2 separate regions of the Homo sapiens genome follow, and region 1 is linked to region 2. The links are chromatin loops, found by intact Hi-C in ENCODE. Cell type or tissue: tibial artery. All regions are shown on one strand. Links, peaks and the distances in the headings refer to the core of each region. The heading gives the core; the rest is flanking DNA.

The links. A loop is a pair of places that touch in the nucleus more often than their neighbours do. Peaks named below come from ENCODE experiments on the same cell type or tissue, not always from the same donor. Only the 100,000 strongest peaks of a DNase experiment are listed, where the experiment ranks them.
Region 1: it touches region 2 in a loop (2.4-fold over the local background); 3 of 110 quality-filtered maps call a loop at or near these places.

The regions. Positions count from the first base shown.
Region 1 is chr15:40,064,235-40,074,074 of GRCh38, reverse strand. SRP14-DT (SRP14 divergent transcript) reads right to left here. Exons shown (of 3, transcript NR_040060.1): 3 at 6,566-8,854. Among named protein-coding and RNA genes, the nearest start is that of SRP14-DT, 30 kb to the right of the region's middle. RefSeq lists enhancers at 4,144-4,263, 9,249-9,358, 9,769-9,840 and silencers at 4,394-4,453, 5,572-5,755. In tibial artery, for the core only: a CTCF peak has its summit at 4,656; a DNase peak (open chromatin) is centred at 4,744; H3K27ac peaks cover 1,934 bases.
Region 2 is chr15:40,418,787-40,428,626 of GRCh38, reverse strand. It overlaps IVD (isovaleryl-CoA dehydrogenase), which reads right to left. Exons shown (of 12, transcript NM_002225.5): 12 at 7,319-9,840. Among named protein-coding and RNA genes, the nearest start is that of BAHD1, 17 kb to the left of the region's middle. In tibial artery, for the core only: a CTCF peak has its summit at 6,531 (motif pointing right); a DNase peak (open chromatin) is centred at 6,610; H3K4me3 peaks cover 312 bases; H3K27ac peaks cover 1,313 bases.

The DNA.
Region 1 (9,840 bases), core at 657-8,656, 350 kb after region 2:
CGTGTGAACATCAGAAGGGACAGACTTCAGACGCGCTACCTTAAGAGCTGTAACACTCACCGCGAGGGTCCGCGGCTTCATTCTTGAAGTCAGTGAAACTAAGAACCCACCAATTCCGGACACATTTAGACTTGTTTCTCAGGTCGGGGGTGGCGCACGGTTGATTTCTGGCTGCCTTTAGTGCTGATTGCGAAAGCGAAGGCTTGAGACCAGGCGTGGTGGCTCACACCTGTAATCCCAAAACACTGAGAGGCCAAGGTGGGAGGATTGCTTGAATCCAGGAGCTGGAGCCCAGCCTAGGCAACATCATGAGGCCCCGTTGCTGGAAAAAAAAAAAAAAAAAAAAAAAAGGGAAGAGTTGGAGCCCTGGGCTTGTCCCTGGGCCTGGTGGGCTCTCTAGTGGGTGGAAACAGCAGGCAAGTCTTCTTTATTCTCAAGTCCTGCGGATCTTTTTTTTTTTTTTTGAGACGGAGTCTCGCTCTGTCCCCCAGGTTGGAGTGCAGTGGCGCCATCTTGGCTCACTGGAAGCTCCGCCTCCCAGGTTCACGCTATTCTCCTGCCTCAGCCTCCCGTGTAGCTGGGATTACAGGCACCCGCCACCACGCCCGGCTAATTTTTTGTATTTTTAGTAGAGACGGGGTTTCACCGTGTTAGCCAAGATGGTCTCGATCTCCTGACAGTGATCTGCCCGCCTCGGCCTCCCAAAGTGCTGGGATTACAGGCGTGGGCCACCGCGCCCAGCCTATCACTTTTAATAGAGAAGGAAAGAGGGGCGGAGGAGCGGATGGAGGAGTGATGTTAATGGGACATGCGCACTTCCCTAGCACTGCACTAGGGTGTCAGGGTACAGTTGATGCCTTGGGAGAACTGGAAACTCCTGATTTGGGAGAGTGATGGTATTGGCTGGGAGTGATTGTCATACATTCTGAACTCTGATGCCCGTTCTGAGACCCCTGGGATGCCAGGCTCTTCCCAGGGAATAGCGTTGACAGCTAAGCTGCTTCAACAGAAAGGCCACAGAGGCGACACATTCCCGTTTGTCCCCGGCCACTAGAAAGTGTTTCCAGGAGAAGCGGGTTATGAACAACCCATCACCTTCTTTCAGATGGGGTATTGTGGGAGCCCTAATGAGAGGTGCTAATGTTCTTCCAGCCCCAGGAGCTCTCTTTATCCCTGTCTCCCTCCGGGATCCTCCGAACAGTCTGCCTCCACAGGTGGCATTGGTAGGGAGGCCCCAAGCCAGGTGGTTAGCCGACTTCCGACCCACCTTGTGCCTCGGATCCCCCACCGCTCCGCTACGGCTTGATTTCAGGATAAGCCTCAGGAATGGACCTTTTGGGTGAGGGGGAGAGGAAAGAGACCGATTTCCTCGAGAGAGGTGGGGCAGGGGAGCAGCTGAGAGAAAGCTGCGCCGTCTGGAAAGGAAGCCAGAAAGGAAGACAGAGTCTCTTTGAGCTTTTCCCACCAAGCTCACAGGAAAATTGCAAAAACATCATTGGACTGGATCAGGATGCGAAGGGAGCAGCCAGGAAGGCGCGGCCTCTTTGAAGGCTCCCGCTCCGCGCGAGGCGTGGCTCCCGGAGGGGTACACCAGCTGGAGTGAGGAACAGGGCTCAACGCCCGCCCGCCCGACAGCCACAAGGGAACGGGTTGCGTTTTGTTTTGTTCCCAGTGGTCCCCAGGGCCGAAGGGGAATATAAGGAGATGCTGTTGAGCTGGCTAGAGGGGACGGGAGGCTCGAAGCGAGGCACGCAGTCAGGCACTCCTGACGAGAAGAAGCAAGACTTACACAAGGGCAAAGGCCTCCTACTGGAGAGATGAGACTAGTGAGGCCTGGGGACAGCTCCGAGGGCTGGGGAAGGTCAGTGTTGGCTTCAGGCGGGGGTATAACTAGACCTGGCTACTTATCTTGTGGGGCTCAGTGCAAAGTGAAAATACGGGCCCCTTATTAAATTATGAAGCGTTTGCTGGGTGTGGTGGCACGTGCCTGTAATCCCAGCATTTTGGGAGGCTGAGGTAGGAGGATCATTTAAGCCCAGGAGTTCAAGACCAGCCTGGGCAACATAGTGAGAGCCTGTCTCTACAAAAAATAAAAAATTAGGTCAGGCACAGTGGCACATGCTTGTAGTCCCAGCTACTCAGGAGGCCGAGGTGGGAGGATCACTTGATCCCAGGAAGCAGAGGTTGCAGTGAGCCAAAATTGCATCACTGCACTCCAGCCTGGGTGACAGAACAAGACCCTGTCTCAAAAAAATAAAATAAAAAATTAGTGGGCGTGGTGGTGCATGCCTGTGAGTTCCAGCTGCTAGGGAGGCTGAGGTGGGAGGATAGCCTGAACCCAGGAGGTGGAGGCTGCAGTGAGCCAAGAACATGCCACAGCACTCCAGCCTGGGTGACAGAGCAAGACCCTGTCTCAAAAAAGACATATATATATTGCGGCAACAGAGTTTTAAACCAAATGCAAGGCCCTTCTAAGCATTGGGCCCTGTGCTACTGACTACCCAGGTCAAGGTGTGAGGTTACCCAGTATGAAGGGTCTCCAACCTACTTCATTAAAGGCCACCAAAAGGAAGAGTCCAGATGAAGGCCAGGGGAGAAAAAAAAATCAGACTCCTTGAGGAGTCTTTTGGTTTTAAAAAATATTGGGGAAAAATAGAGTCTCCATTAACAGCATGTTTTTAACTTTTAAACAGACCTTCACATCTCTGGAACCATATAACAAAGGTGACAATTTTATGAGCCAAGTTATGCATGGCACATTTTATGTGCCTAAACGACCTAAGTGATTTTTGTAGGTCCTTCAAGGACAATAAAAAAGTATTGTAGAGGAAAAGATTTGTATATATTTATATTTCGCCACCAAATGTCAATATTTCTTTTATAAAAATTCATCCCTCCTACCATGCCTCTTATCTGTTCAAAATGTTTGGACATTTCACTTCCCTAGTCTAGGCCAGTTTTTAATTTTAATTTTTTTAACTTTTTAAATTTTTGAGACAGGGTCTCGCTCTGTTGCCCAGGCTGGAGTGCAGCGGCGCAATCTCGGCTCATTGCAACCTTTGCCTCCCAGGCTCAAGCGACCATCCCACCTCAGCCTCTCGAGTAGCTGGGTCTACAGGCATGCACCACCATTAGCCCAGCTAATTTTTTAAATTTTTGTAAATACAGGGGTCTCCTTATATTGTCCAGGCTGGTCTTGAACTCCTGAGCTCAAGTGATCCTCCAGCCTCGGCCTCCCAAAATGTTGGGATTACAGGAGTGAGCCACCATGCCTGGCTCCAGGCCAGTTTTGTTTGTCACCTGACACTGTGTCCTCTTTCAGTTTGGAGACCACAACTCCGCAGGGTTGTTGGGTTAGTGTCCTTTGGTGGGCCACACATTTCCCCAGCCCCCCAAGCCCCAACCCACCCCACTCAGTTAGCCAGTTGGTATTATACATGTATTAGAACTTTCTCTGAGAACAGAGCTCACAAAAAAGTAAAGATCTGAGAGCTTCTGGAGGGGGACAAGGGAAACTCAGGGCAGGTGCAGAAGCTGGTGCCGGGGTAAGGGCCCCAGCTGCCATTCCTCTGCTCTCCCGTGTTTCCAGTGCCCCCTCACCCCTGTGTCAGCTTCCTCCCCGGGGAAGTGGGGTTGGGTGGGGATTACCACTGCCTACTGGGATGGGCGCCGGCTTCATCTGCAGGGATTATCAGGCCTGGTGGAGCTGGCTCCAGCAGCCACAGCCCTCAGGGCCTGACCTCCCCTGCTCTCCACCTGTGACCTCAGAGAGCAGGGGCTGTCACTCTGGGTATGTGGCCTGGTGTTTTCTCTCCTCTGTGGGGTTTTTTGGACCTCTCAGTATCTCTCTCAGAGAGATACTGACCATCCCCTAAAATTTGGAGACTGCCCAGTGGTGTGATTTGTCTTCCAGCAGTCAAGCCAAAGAAACCTTTGCTCAGCAAGACTGGGTCCATGGAGCTCCTTAGCGTTGGAGGAGCCATCAGCTCCAGATGGAGCCGTTACCTTGCCCTGAGGACGTTATGCCACAGCCCATCGCCCAGGGGAGAGGGACCCAGAGAGCCTGGGAGGAGCAGTAAACCCAAAAAGCAAGAAATGCCCTTTCCCCCAGGCAAGCCCCGCTTGCAAACCCTGACTCGAACAACTTCTTAGCAGGGACGCAGTGAGCCCTCAGGTGGTCCCTGCCACCCGGCCAATCCCCCTGCAGGGTGGAGCTGCCGAGCCAGAGCAGAGCCCAGGCCCACAAAGGTTTCTGAGAAACAGGGGAAGAAAGACCCTGTCCTCCATCTGGACACCAGAAATGAGGCTTGCTTCACCTGTTCTTCCTGCTGACCAACACCAGCCTGGCTCAGCAGCCTCCCTCTGTCCTGGAGTGGTGGGAGTGCCGGGGGCAGGGGCGTCACAGCTGCATCCCCCAGCCCAACCCTCAGCCTCCCCCTACCCCACCCCCGCTCTGCACCCAGTCTGTGGGGCCACAGAGCAGCCTCAGAGGCAGCCTGGGACAGGAAGAGGCCTGACCAGGGACAATCCCCTGGGGAGAACCAAAAGGGCCTAGGGACTGAGTGCCTGACAAGCGGCCCTGCCACACTGGCAGTGAAGGCGGTGGCAGGGAGCACAGCCGCGGTGGCAGCCGGCGCCCAGGGCAGGCCTCGTGCCCTTGTGGCCAGGGTGACTGAATCTGCCAGCTGTGGGGCCCATTCGTGCCAAGTCTGCCCTGGCTCCGTCTGGTCGTAATCGATGCTGGCGCCAGGCCAGGCCCCCTGCCAGCTCCGGTCACACTCGGCTAACGCGAGAGGCCCAGCCCATTAACTCCTTGCCAAGGCCCATTGTCTGGGTCCTTGCCCGGTGGTTTATTTACTCCAGGGCTGGCCGGGCCAGGGCTGGGAGGCGACAGCGGGGTGGACTGCGGGTGGGGCAGTGGGGTGGGGGGTGGGGAGGGTTGGGGAGGCTTAGGCCTGAGGAGGGGGCTGAGAGCAGGAGTGGGGCAGGCAGGACGGTGGTTTCCAGAGCCCAAGGGCAGGGCATGCTGTGAGGGTTTTTTGTGTTTTGTGTTTTTTTTTTGCTACATCAAAGATTCCTTGTATAGGCAGATGTACCTCCAGAGGCCCACCCAGTACCTTAGGGGTGAGAGAGGGCACTGGAGACACAAGACCTTAACTCCCCAGACAGCCGCCTTCAAAGCCCCTTAAATAATTTTTTTACATGACCTACCCTCTTGTATTTAAGTTGGCATTTGAAATTTTCCATCAGAAATTTAAATAGTTCCAAAGGATATCCTTTTTAGCATTTTATGAATATTTTTTCACTTTCTATATGCCTTTATTATATTTTATAGTCAAAAAATTCAAAGAAAAATGAATATTGATATTTTCAAATACAAATTGTATCTTTCTTTTAAATGTCCAATGGAATCTAAATGCCAGAGCAATTCTGTGTCCAACATTATCCATTAAAAAAAATAGGGGAACAAACGCTAATTAAACAGCTTAGAAGTTTACATTATTTCGTTCTCTCCAAGAACTTGTATTTCCATTTCACTCCTGTTACAGATTTTATGCTAATGTAAGGGTTTTTTTTTGTTTGTTTGTTTGTTTTTTTTTTGAGGCAGGGTTTTGCTCTGTTGCCCAGGCTGGAGTGCAGTGGTGTGATCCTGATTCACTGCAGCCTCAATCTCCTGGGCTCAGGTGATTCCCCCACCTCGGCCTTCTGAGTAGCTGGAACTACAGGCCTGCACCACCATGCCCTGCTAATTTTTGTATTTTTTGTAGAGACACAGTTTCACCATATTGCCCAGGCTGGTCTCCAATTCCTAGGCTCAAATGATCCGCCCACCTCGGCCTCCCAAAGTGTTGAGATTATAGGTGTGAGCCACAGCACCCAGCCTGTATTTATTTTTTATGCTTGAAAATCTTTTATTGGCTAGGCATGGTGGTTCATGACTGTAATCCCAGTACTTTGGGGAGGCTGAGGCAGGAGGATGGCTTGAGCCCAGGAGGTCAAGGCTGCAGTGAGCCATGATTGCACCACTGCACTCTAGCCTGACTAACAAAGGGAGAAGTTGTCTCAAAAAAAAAAAAAAAAAAAAGAAAGAAAGAAAAATCTTTGATTGATTATTGTATTAAATAAAATTTAAAGATTAAAACTTCTGGCCGGGACTGGTGGCTCACACCTGTAATCCCAACACTTTGGGAAGCCGAGGGGCAGATCACGAGGTCAAGAGGTCAAGACCATCCTGGCCAACATGGTGAAACCCTGTCTCTACTAAAAATACAAAAATTAGCTAGGCGTGATGGCACACACCTGTAGTCCCAGCTACTTGGGAGGCTGAGGCAGGAGAATCGCTTGAACCCGGGAGGTGGAGGTTGCAGAGAGCTGAAATTGCGCCTCTGCACTCCAGCCTGGGTAACAGAGCAAGACTCCTTCTCAAAAAAAAAAAAAAAAAAAAAAATTCCTCTGTTCCCAAAGCTGAGCATTAATTTTTTGGTTATGAGTTTAGTGTTAGAATAGTTTATATCCAATTGATCAGAGCAATGTAAATAATTACGAAATTTGATAAACAACTATTAAACATAAAAGGTAAATTTTTATTGGAAATGCATCTCTTAATAAAATAGTTGGGGTTGGGACAGGTTTTCTTCCCAATTAGTGTATGTATATGTGGATGACTTATTGCTAGACTCACACAAGGTTCAACATGAAGTTTACTCCCATGTTTAGTCTTTTGTAGGTTTAAACATTGAGAAACACTGTCCACATAAATAAATAAATGGAAGCCGATGAGTTTGTTATGAGGATGCCATTCAATTCTTTGAACTTCTTCCAAGTTATATGCCTAATAACATTATTATCAAAATGTTTTTTTATGATCCGCTGGCAATTTGATTAGTGCCTCTTTCAATTTTGCTGAAAGCAGAGCTGGAAACCACTTGACTTGCAGAAAGACTTGCTCCTCTGTCACTTGACCCCCAGGAGTCACTTTGTTTGATGCCTTGGAGATTTCTACCCCTAGGGCAGTGCCCCAGAGTGGGGGGTCACATGGGTGAGAGGGGCAGCTTTCTCTTGTAAAGCTGTCTTCCCCAGCAAATGGGAAAGGGGATGCCTTGTCTTGGATGCCTTTTTAGGAATATCGCTTTTAGGAAAAAGAGCATAGAAAAACTGAGGATCAGAAAATCGATTCTCCTCAAACTATCTTGATTCACAAACCCCTTTGGGCACCCCTGGGGGTATGTCACAATTTTATGAGTAAGAGACTGGAAATGTACCTGGGGGCCAGAACGTAAGTTTTGACTCCTCTGCTAGGAGTGAGCTCAAAAATGGATATGATTCAAATACATAGATGCCTGTGGCCAATATTCCGGATCTTCACAGTCCTCGGAATGCCCTGGCAGGGCTAAACTCCTTTTAGTCCAGTCCTCCTCAAGCTCAGACCTGCAACCTCTTCATTCTTACTGTGTATTGAGGGTTCCCTGAACTGAAGGAAGAAAGTGTCTGGAGGGTGGGAGAGACCGTGTGTGGCAGAGTTAGAAACATCAGTCTATCTCAGGGTCCTAGACAAGTGATCTCCACATAATCAGCAACAGATGGTCAGGCAGCACCTCCAAATATTTGTATCCTTATCAATCATATTTATGTGTGACTGCCAATCCATATGTCATGTGTATTAAGCTTTATTTTAGGTTTTTTTATTTTTTTGAGACGGAGTCTTGCTCTGTCACCCAGGCTGGGGTGTAGTGGCGCGATCTCGGCTCACTGCAACCTCTGCCTCCCGGGTTCAAGCGATGCTCATGCCTCAGCCTCCCAAGTAGCTGGGACTACAGGCACGCACCACCATGCCTGGATAATTTTTGGTAGAGACAGGATTTCACCACATTGGCCAGGCTGGTCTCGAACTCCTGACCTCAAATGATCCACCCACCTCAGCCTCCCAAAGTGCTGGGATTACAGGTGTGAGCCACCGTGCCCGGCCTGTATTCCCTATTCTTAATAGATTATCTTGTAAACCTTCTTTGTAGCCCATTTCTCTAGACTCAACAGCTTTCATTCCAGGTTGTTTTTAAAGCCCCAGTGGATGTGTGAAAGGGTGGTAATGGATGGCACTGAACCTCTGTTCTGGCCTTGGCAAAGGCATGTGCTCTGCCAGTGTTTACTAAGATTATGTGCCAGACACTGTGCTGGGTCCTAAGAATGTAAAAAGACACAATCTTTTGTTGTATCACAATGTAAGTGTAGTTAATACTACTGAACTGGACACAACAATGGTGAAGGTGGTAGATCTTATGTGTTTTTGACCAGAATTTTTTTTTTTTGAAGACACCATCTCTGCCCTTAAGGAGGTTGTGGCATAGTGGAGGAAACAGAGAATCCACTAATTCATTTACCTGGGAACTTTTAATTAATAGAGTGCCAATCATATTCTAGGCTGGTGCAGGTGCTGAGGATAAGCCTATAAGCAAACCAGGCACAATTAGTCTCTTATGGAGCTTACTGTCCATGGCCAGCAGGAAATGTGCACCTGCAGTGCCCAGTACAGAAACCACTAGCCACATGTAGTTGTTTACAATTAAATTAATTATGATTAAATACAATTTAACATAGTCTCTGCAGCCACAGTTGAAGTGCTCAGTAGCCACAGGCAGCTGGTGCCACTATAGAGGACAGCACAGCTAGAGAAGGTTTCCATCACTGCAGACAGCTCTTAGCGTGGTCAGTGTGCAGATGGATGAGCCAGATCGTCAAGTAGGGGGCCCTGCCAGTCTCTCCAGTGCCTTTGTGCCAGTTTCAAAAGGTTTTCTCTCTGGGCAGGTGCAACTTCTTGCCAAGGACGAGGCTTGTGGAGCAGGATATGGTTCTGGGCCTAGGAGAAGTCAAGGTGTAGAGAACAGGAGATGCAGATCACCACATGCTCACCAAGTCCCTGGAGTAAAGGACTCCAGACTCTGGAGTTGTCTGATCTCATCTCCCACGACACACTCCCATAGTGCACCACGTGCCCTGCTCATGCTGTTCTCTCAGCCTTCTTCCTTTTCCCATCTCTGTGCCTCCCAAATTCCCTTCAAGGCCCAGGTGAAATTCCACCCTTTTCCTCCTCAAAGCCTTCCCTGAACTGTTTATGAGGCTGATTAACATTTACTGAGCATAGCATTTGTACTACAGTATTTGTGCTATTGGTGGGAGCGTGGTGAGGCTGCAAGATGAAACAGGCCCTTAGACTTTCAATGTGGGTGGTTCTAACTCCCTGTCCTAAATTTGGGCCTTCACAGCCAAGTATATGCATCGTCAGTGCACATCCCCCAGGTGAAGACAGGCTCTAGAACTCTGCACACTTCCTCTTCCCACCCCGCGACTTCTGGCAAGTACTGCCTTACGTATCTTTGTCCCCACTTTTTTCCTCACTAAAAGATACCCAAAAAGGATTCTTTGAAGGTTTCTTGCCTCAATGATCCAACATGAGAAGTGGTGAGACCAACCCTTACCAGCTGACAATGACTTAATCATCTTCAGAGATTCTCAAAAGAAGCTGGAATGTAAATAGCCGCTCAGCTGGTATTGTTCTCAAAGAAGACTTAGATGTAGACAGTTCTCACTCTTCATATGCGTCAGAAAATCCGCTTCCTCTGGGTGAGTTTCAGAAGGGGTAAATGTTGTTGCTCAAATTCCAAAGTGATGAAGATGTGTCAACAAGATGCTTCCTGTGGAATCTCTGGCCAGCTGCCTCTTCAGCCCTGTAGACCCCCTTCTGAGCCCGGGCCCTGCCTGGAGTTAGGCTGCCATTTCCTCTCCTGTTTGCACAGATGGGGCCTTGGGCAGTCAGCCTGAGGAACTGTCCCTGTGCTAATGCTG
Region 2 (9,840 bases), core at 1,776-9,775:
CCTGGAGGGCCAGTGAATGGGGCACCTGGATGTGTGTGGCCAGGTTCCAAGCACCTGGGCGGCTTGGCCATGGAAGGAGAAGACTATGGAGGGCCCCCACTTGCTCCTTCACTCTGGAGCCAAGCAGCCTCCTAGGGAGGGAGGGTACCAGGGGAGAGGGAGGTCCCAAAGGCCAGCCTATTTCACAACCACCTGCTTCTCCAGCCTCAAAGGACCGTAGAGTATACTTTGCCCGGGGTACCTGGGAGAGAGGGGCTGGGAAGAGGTACAAGAGGACCTGGAACTGGCTGGATCTCAATATCTAGGTGGTGATTCTGAACTGCTGCCAGCTCCGGGCCTTGGAAGCAGTCTTAGGAAGGGAGAGCAGATCTCAGCTCTCTCAAGCAGTCTCAAGCAGCAGTCATATAAAACCCACAAACAGTCCAGTCTTTTTTTTTTTTTTTTTGACACGGAGTCTCACTCTGTCACCCAGGCTGGAGTGCAGTGGCCAAATCTCGGCTCACTGCAACCTCCGTCTCCCAGGTTCAAGCAATTCTCCTGCCTCAGCCTCCTGAGTAGCTGGCATTACAGGTGCGTGCCACCACACCCAGCCAATTTTTTTATTTTTAGTAAAGACGGGGTTTCACCATGTTGGCCAGGCTGGTCTCAAACTTCTGACCTCAGGTGATCTGCCCGCCTCAGCCTCCCAAAGTGCTGGGATTACAGGCATGAGCCACCGTGCCTGGCAGTCCAGTCTTAATTAGCAACCTTGGACTGGTCTGACTCCCACCCTTCCACTCTGGGCCACTGGTGGGCTTCTGGAAAGAAAGGAGGGGCTGGGCAGGATGCAGGCCAGTTATGAAGGACATCAAGTCTTCCTTCACTACCCTTTTCTCATTTCAGGTTCCTCTTTCCCCCTATTTTAAATCTTAATATATCTTATAGTAAAGTTATCTTAATTTATCTTATAGTAAATTTCATTTAACTATTCTACTTCAACAAGTAAAGAGACCCACTGTATGCCCAGCCCTGGCCAGCCTGCAGCATCAGACAAGACTCAAGTATGAACTAAGGGATTTTGCTACTCTATTCCTGTAAATAGAAAGACTTTGCGGGAGGGGGCAGGTTGTCCTGAAAACACATGTCTTTGTAGAGGTTGCCTCTTGGGAACCCAGGCAGATGTGCAAGGGGACTCTCAAGGCAGGCCAGGCAGGCAGCCCCCAGCGCTGGGCTTATCTCCCACAAGCAGCTGCGTGTTCACGCTCCTTGCCTCTGCTCCTGCAGCGTGTCTGACAGCCTCTCTGAAAGTGTGTGCAGACGTATGCATGTCCATGTGCATGCTCACCCATGTTTGCTCCTGGACGGGCACAAGGCACAAGCTGTGTCTGAATGGATCTGGATCTGGAGCTGTGTCTCTCTCTGCCAGTGCGAGCGTAGCCCTAGTCTTCTTGCTTCCTTCCTTCCTTCTTCTGCCAGCAAGGGCAGCCCTCTGTACTTCCGCCACTGATCCACTGGCCACCTTTGAGGAGCGGAGGTACTGCCTGTGCTGAGATATTCCTGGGCCTGGAATACCTTTTTTTCTTCAAGAAAATTCCCACTTATCTATCCAGCCCTTACTCTCTCGTGTCTTCCAGGGCAAAACTGGAGCATCCGGCTGCCTGGCAGGGTAAATGGAAACGTAATTGTTGCTCTCTGAGGCTGGTCTGTGCTAAATCATTACCATCTCCCCAGCCCGTCGCCCAGTGCATGGGTCTTAGTAGCTTGCCTATAAAGGTTTGTTCAACATGTGGTTTATGGGCCTGGCTGGGGAAGCAGCGATGCACAGATGCACACTTTTGCCATCTGATTTCTCTCCCTTGCTGAAAATAAGCTCATGGGGTTAGCCCTGGGGCTGGCATTCAACTTTTGCCCCAAGTCACCTCTGGTGGCATCATTCTAATAGGCCCACAACTACTTTGGAAAACAGTTTTGAATTATCTAGTAAGGTTGATCAGGTGCATAGCCTACAACAGATAAATTATATTCCTGGGACTATGACTTGAGGAACACTTGCACATCTGTATCAGAAGATACCCACAGGAATGGTTTTTTCTTTTCTTTTTTTTTTTTTGAGACAGTGTATCGCTCTGTTGCCCAGGCTGGAGTGCAATGGTGTGATCTCGGCTCACTGCAACCTCTGCCTCCCAGGTTCTAGCTATTCTTGTGCCTCAGCCTCTAGAGTAGCTGGGATTACAGGCATCCACCACCACACCCGGCTAATTTTTGTATTTTTAGTAGAGATAGGGTTTCACCATGTTGGCCAGGCTTGTTTCAAACTCCTGACCTCAGGTGATCCACCCGCCTCGGCCTCCCAAAGTGCTGGGATTACAGGTATAAGCCACCGCGTCTGGCCAGGAATGTTTTAGAATAGCCCCAAACTGGAAACAGCCCAAATGTCCATCGACAGTAGAATGGACAATTAAATTGTTGTATTTCCACATTATGGAATACTACACAAGAAAAAAAATTGAAGAGATTACAGTCCTGCTCATTAACATGAATGAGGCTGGGCACCGTGGCTCACACTTGTAATCCCAGCACTTTGGGAGGCTGAAGCAGAAGGATGGCTTGAGCTCAGGAGACCAGCCTGGGCAACATAGTGAGACCCTGTCTCTATAACATTTAAGAAAAAAAAAAAAAAATAGCCGGACTGGGCCTTTAATCCCAGCTACTGAAGAGACTGAAGTGGGAGAATCACTTGAGCCCGGGAGGTCAAGGCTGCAGTTAGTCATGACTGCGCCGCTGCACTCCAGCCTGGGTGACAAAGTGAGGCCCTGTCTCAAAAACAATAAAAAATTTAAAAGAGCTGAGCATGGAGGCCACTTTGGGAGGCTGAGGCAGGCAGATCTCTTAAGCCCAGGAGTCTGAGACCAGCCTGGGCGACATGATGAAGCCCCATCTCTACAAAAAATACAAAAAAATTAGCTGAGCTTTATGGCAAATCCCTGTAATCCCAGTTACCTAGGAGGCCCAGGCAGGAAGATGGCTTGAGCCCAAAAGGTTGAGGCTGTAGTGAGCTGTGATCATGAACAGAGTGAGACCCTGTTTCAAAACAAAATGAAAAACAAACAAACAAAAAAACCAAGAAAACAAGAAAACAAAAACTATACAATGATGAGCCAAAAAGCAAGATATGGAAGAATATATATATATATATATATATATATAGTATGAGTCCAGCTATAGAAAGTTTGAAATCAGGCAACCTAAACAATATTGTTCAGGGATCTATACAGAGGCAGGAAGCCATTGAGAAAGGTAAGGGGAGGATTATCACCAAATTCAGGATGGTGGCTCCCCTGGGGAGAATATGTCAAGGAGGGGCACATGGGCTTGGAATACTGTCTTCATTGACCTGCGTGTTGGGTACACAGGAGTTTGTTATTTTTCACACTGCATATGTGCATGTATATACTCTCCCATATATACCATGCATTTCACACAAGAACACAAAGGCTGTGTGGCTCTGCTCTGCCCCTTTCCCCTTCCAGCTCCCATTCTCGTCCTCAGCTAGCAGAGGAGGGTCAGGGTCTTTTAGCACAGCTTCCTTCTGTCTCTGAGTGGGTCAGAGGAGTACGGGGATGAGGGCCTCCCTTCTGCGGCTGGGCTCTGGCCACTCCAGGGTGGGAAGGCCTGGAGAAAACAGGGCCAGGCAAAGCCGGCTGGCCCTGCTGTTTCTGCCAATGCTGGGATTAGGCCAGGGCTCTGGCCCACCTGTCATTTCACTCATTCAGCATGAACATAGCCACTGAGCACTTACTGTGAGCCCCGGGTGCTATTGGGAGAGTTCAGATAAGTGAGAGAGGGTCTTTGACCTCAAAGATCTTACAGAGAGGACCGTATACACAAATAACAGTATACCAGCAAAATGTGAGCTAAGTGTCATGTGACTACTCATCTACTCTTTCAATAAATATTTGTTGTGCACCTATTACATGCCAGGAACTGTGCTGGATGGTGATCATGTAAAGACAGTCAAATCACAGTCCTAGCTCTCAGATTCACAGCCTGCCTAATGCTGGGGAAACTGGAATAAACAACTGTGTGGCAAGCCCATCAGTGCAGATATGCCCAGGGAGAAGGAGAAAGGGGACCCATCCAGGATGGATGAGATGGAGACAGAGGAATGAGGGAAGGTTGGAGAAGAGAGGTCTTCCTGAAGGAGGCAGGCCCTGGCCTGAGGCTTTAGAGATGAGGAAGCAAGAGAAAGTTTGAAGGGCTGGAAGGACTTCCAGAGCTGCCCCAGACCAAAGGCACAGGGATGAGAAACATGGCAGTGAGGACTCCTTGCAACAAGAACACGAACATTCAGCAGGGAAGGAGGGAAGCAGCAGAAGGGGAAGGCCCAGGGGGATCAGAGTCATATTTGCCTTGCCAAGCCTTAGATCTTACAGGTGCTGGGAGCCACTGAAGAATTTGCGGGGAGCTTGATAGTTCACTGGTTCAGTGTAGAGGAAGGGTTGAGGGGCATGGCCTGGAAGAAGGAAGGCAAGTTGGCAGGATGTTAAGATCCAGGAAGTATTTAAGAGATACCAGGCTAGCCTCTGAGAGTGGCTGGGTGGTGGGTGAGGGAAAGAGGCCAAATTCTGGAACGGCCCCCTGCAAGAGTAACCAAGTGGCGCACACAGGGAGAGGAGAGCTCCCACTCGGCACTAGCGTGGCTGTAGGCTCTGGGTACCAAGTGTGGGCAGGGGTTGGGGACAGCCAGGAATGTGAATGGGGCTCTGCACCACCTGATTTCAGGGCTCCCAAACACTGGCCCGTGGACAGGGCTGGCCCGAGGAAGTGAAAAAAGTATGGGCATAACTTCTCATAAATCAAATGTATGCACTTTAAAGAACTATCCTTGGGCCGGGCATGGTGGCTCATGCCTGGAATCCCAGCACTTTGGGGGGCCGAGGTGGGCAGATCATGAGGTCAAGAGTTTGAGACCAGCCTGGCCAATATGGTGAAACCCTGTCTCTACTAAAAATACAAAAATTAGCCGGGCATGGTGGTGTGCACCTGTAGTCCCAGCTACTCGGGAGGCTGAGGCAGAAGAATCGCTAGAACCCAGGAGGCGGAGGTTGCAGTCAGCTGAGATTATGCCACTGTACTCCAGCATGGGCGAGAGAGCGCAAGATTCCGTCTTAAAAACAAAAACAAAAACTATCCTTAAAAGTGCTTACAATTAAATCAATAAGTAAGCATGTCACTTAGAGGTATGAAGTGAATTATCAAAAGAAGCCCCTTAAAGATTCAAAAGTGGTTTTGTCCTGGGAGTGGGAATGGGGATAGGAGGGACAGGGGACTTTTATTTTTTTAAATAAGCTTTTAAAAACTGTAGTATTTTTTAAAACAGTGAACATAAAGCATATACAAAAATTTAAGGGCTGGGCACACTGGCTCAACGCCTATAATCCCAACACTTTGGAAAGTGGAGGCAGGAGGATCGCTTGAGCCCAGCAGTTGAGCCCAGCCTGGACAACATGGTGAAAGCCCGGCTCTACAAAAAATACAAAAATTAGTCTGGCATGGTGGTGCACACCTCTAGTTCCAGCTACTGGGGGGCTGGGGGTGGGTGGCAAGGGGGAGGACTGAGGCCAGAGGATCCTTGAGCCAGGGAGGTCGAGGCTGCAGTAAGCTGAGATCACGCCACTGCACTGGGTGACAGAGTGAGATCCTGTCTCAAAAATAAATAAATAAACAAACAAATAAAAATCCTGGCCTAGCTGGGCGTGGTGGCTCATGCCTGTAATCCCAGCACTTTGGGAGGCTGAGGCCGGTGGATCAATTGAGGCCAGGGCTTTGAGACCAGCCTGGCCAACATGGTGAAACCCCGTCTCTACTAAAAATACAAAAATTAGCCAGGCATGGTGGCACATGCCTGTAATCCCAGCTATTTGGGAGGCTAAGGCACGAGAATCGCTTGAACCCTAGATGTGGAGGTTGCAGTGAGCTGGGATCGCGCCACTGCACTCCAGCCTAGATGACAAAGTGAGACTCCGTCTTAAAAAAAAAAAAAAAAAAAAAAAAAAAAAAAAGTCGGCCGGGCGCGGTGGCTCACGCCTGTAATCCCAGCACTTTGGGAGGCCGAGGTGGGTAGATCATGAGGTCGGGAGATCGAGACCATCCTGGCTAACACGGCGAAACCCCGTCTCTACTAAAAATACAAAAAATTAGCCGGGCATGGTGGCGGGCGCTTGTAGTCCCAGCTACTCGGGAGGCTGAGGCAGGAGAATGGCGTGAACCTGGGAGGCGGAGCTTGCAGTGAGCCAAGATTGCGCCACTGCACTCCAGCTTGGGCGACAGAGCGAGACTCCGTCTCAAAAAAAAAAAGCCTTTTATGAAATGATGGTAATAGAGGATAGGCTTCCCCCAACCCCTCTTCCCTTTCATGTCCTTATTGGCTAAAACAAAACGTCGTTGAGTCCTGAAATCCCAAACTGGGGGCCTTGAACCCCAGGCAAAGGCCATATAGGCTGGCTCCGCGCGTTTGCAACCCAACCCCGCGGGCAGCCGGCAGGGGTCAGGCGAGCTCCATGCGACACTCGAGCTGCGTCTGGCAAGCCAGTGCTGCGCTCGAAGAAGCGCGCTGCCTCGAGGGAGAGGGTCAGAGGAAGGACTCTGGACCTGCCCTAGGCTGGGGGTCGCGACAGATGGCCACCTGGGTCTTAGGTCCCAGCTCCCACCCGGCAGGCAGGGACTGGGAACCTCTCTCCAGACCGCGCGGTGTGTTGACACCAGGTCTAGTCCCATTCCACCGAGGGCAACTCACCTTACCGGTCTTCTGAAAGGGGGCCCTGCGCGAAACCTTGCCTCCTGCACTCGGTTGTGCAAAGATCAAGGATCTCAGACTTGAGAGGGTTACATGGGCAAGGGATTGTTATCACTAGATTATATGGATTTAGAATTAGGACTTAGGCTCCTGGGGAAGCCTGCTTTAGGACTCAGATGGTGGTTGTAGAAGATTGCCTTGCAGACTCACCCTTGGGGATGTGATTAGGTCTGGGGCAGGATCCAGGAACCTGCATTTATTCTAGGTTGCCAAATTTTGATAAGGGGTGTGCTCAGACCACGCTTAAAAAACATCCCAAGGTTCTGTTGCCCTCCCACAGGGCAGGCAGCATCAACAGCAGCGAGCTGCCCTGATAGTGTGACCTGCCTAAAATTGGAGTGGAGTAAGAGCCAGCCGCAGGAAGGAGCAGTGCTGGCAGCTGGTGCTGCAGATTTGCCCAATGCATGTAGGCAACCAAACACGCCCACAAGAACCAAAGTAGACGTGCCCCTTGTTCTTCCATTTACCACTCAGGCTGCATGGTTCATTTTGTTTTTTTTGCTTTTAATTTTAAAACATTTATTTTGCTTCACATATAGAACCAGGAAAGAAATCACCTCCCCAAGTCGACAGGGCTTAGACAGACTGGATGAAGCGCCCCATTTTGCCACATTGTCTCCAGGCTGGTCTCTCCAGCCACACATTAAGCCAGCAAGATGGCCCTTTTAGTCACATTCATCTCCAACATAGCAGGGAGCAAGACAAGGAAGTGAAAGGGACTGCCTATGAGCCCAGGATCTTGCCCTCAGGATGGGACGGAACTGGGGTTGGTGAGGAGCCAACCCCACCTGTCTCAAGCCTCAGGCTAGGAACAGCACTTGGCTGCAGGCCAGGACCAAGAGCCAGGATAGGTGCTGCTGGGCTGAGAACCAAGAAAACCAGTTCCCTCTTTTTGGAACTCGGAAGGGGTGGAACAACCCAGACCCATTCCCTTCTCAGATCACACTCTATCCAGACTGCTGTACAGTGCGGCCCAAAGCTGGAATTCTCAGAACACCCCCATTTTTGCCATGAGCAGATCTGGATTCTAGTTCGTTTTGACCTTGAGAAAGTCAAATTGTGTTGATCTTTTTAAAAACAAAGGGGCGGTTTTCAGAAATCTATAAGCTTCCTTCTGGCTGTAAGAACTTAGCACTCTGGGCTCCCTGCTTCCTTTAAAACTCACTGGGAGATCTGGGAAAGGGAGGCTGAGACCTCTCTCCTAAGGGCTGATTTTACCTTCCTGTCCCTCATGAAAGAACGGGCTGGAGGACAGGAATAGGACCTGGGCCAGCCACTCTCCAAGGACACAAGCTGGATCCAGACAGGAAGCAGCGGCAAGTAGATTGCTTCTCCCCAGATAGGTTTGTTTCACAATATATTTAATACAAAATGGCAGCAGCCACTGTGCAGTTATAACAAAATTAGCCATAGGGTATCTGGAGAAATGTACACAGGCAGCCTCAGCTGGAGTCATGCGAGCCAACTCCGGCCTGCTCGGGTAGGGCCTGTGCCTGCTGCCCAGTCAGCTGTGGGTGGTCACACGGCCAGGACTGGATGGTGCCCGTGGCAGGGCGGTGCACAAGGGCTCAGAGGTGCTGTACAGGAGGAGCCAGTCTTCCAACAGTACACAAAAGCACGCTGTCCTCTGCTCTGCCCCCCCTGCGGACTCAGCAGCATGTGTGTTCATTTATTTTATTATTATTTTTTGAGACAGAGTCTCACTCTGTTGCCCAGGCTGGAGTGCAATGGCGCGATCTCAGCTCCTGCAACCTCTGCCTCCTGCGTTCAAGCGATTCTCCTGCCTCAGTCTTCTGTGTAACTGGGATTACAGGCGCGTGCCACCAGGCCTGGCTAATTTTTGTATTTTTAGTAGAGACGAGGTTTCACCATGTTGGTCGTCAGGCTGGTCTCGAACTCCTGACCTTGTGATCTGCCCGCCTCGGCCTCCCAAAGTGCTGGGATTACAGACGTTGAGCCACCATGCCTGGCCTATTATTTTTTGAGACAGAGTCTCGCTCTGTCGTCCAAGCTGGAGTGCAGTGGTGTGATCTTGGCTCACTGCAAACTCTGCCTCCCGGGTTCAAGCAATTCTCTGCCTCAGCCTCCTGAGTAGCTGGGATTACAGGAGCCTGCCACCACACCTGGCTAATTTTTGTATTTTTAGTAGAGACGAGGTTTTACCATCTTGGCCAGGCTGGTCTTGAACTCCTGACCTCGTGATCCACCTGCCTCGGCCTCCCAAAGTGTTGGGATTACAGGCATGAGTCACTGTGCCCAGCCTATTTTTCTTTCCTTTTTTGAGACAGAGTCTCACTCTATGGCCCAGGCTGGACTGCAGCGGTGTCATATTGGCTCATTGCAACCTCCACCTCCCGGGTTCAAGTGATTCTCCTGCCTCAGCCTCCTGAGTAGCTGGGATTACAGACGTGCACCACCACCCCTGGCTAATTTTTGTATTTTTAGTAGAGATGGGGTTTCACCACGTTGGACAGGCTGGTCTTGAACTCCTGACTGCAAGTGATCCACCTGCCTTGGCCTCCCAAAGTGCTGGGATTACAGGCACACACCACCTTGCCTGGCCAAGCAAGCATATGTGTTCATAAGCTGCTAGGAGCTGATACCTCTAGAAACTGGAAGAAACAAGGGCCAGGGTTTTTTTGTTTTGTTTTGTTTTTTGAAGAGTTTTGCTCTTGTCGCCCAGGCTGGAGTGCAATGGCACAAGCTCGGCTCACTGCAACGTCCGCCTCCTGGGTTCAAGTAATTCTCCTGCCTCAGCCTCCTGAAGTAGCTGGGATTACAGGTGCCCACCACCATGCCCAACTAATTTTTTTCTATTTTTAGTTGAGGCGAGGTTTCCACATGTTGGCCAGGCTGGTCTTGAACTCCTGACCTCAGGTGATCCACCCATCTCAGCCTCCTGAAGTGCTGGGATTACAAGCATGAGCCACCACGCCTGGCTAGGCTAGGTTTATTATTTTTTTCCCCCAGAAAAGAGACTGAAAGTTGAATTTGCCTTATCCAAA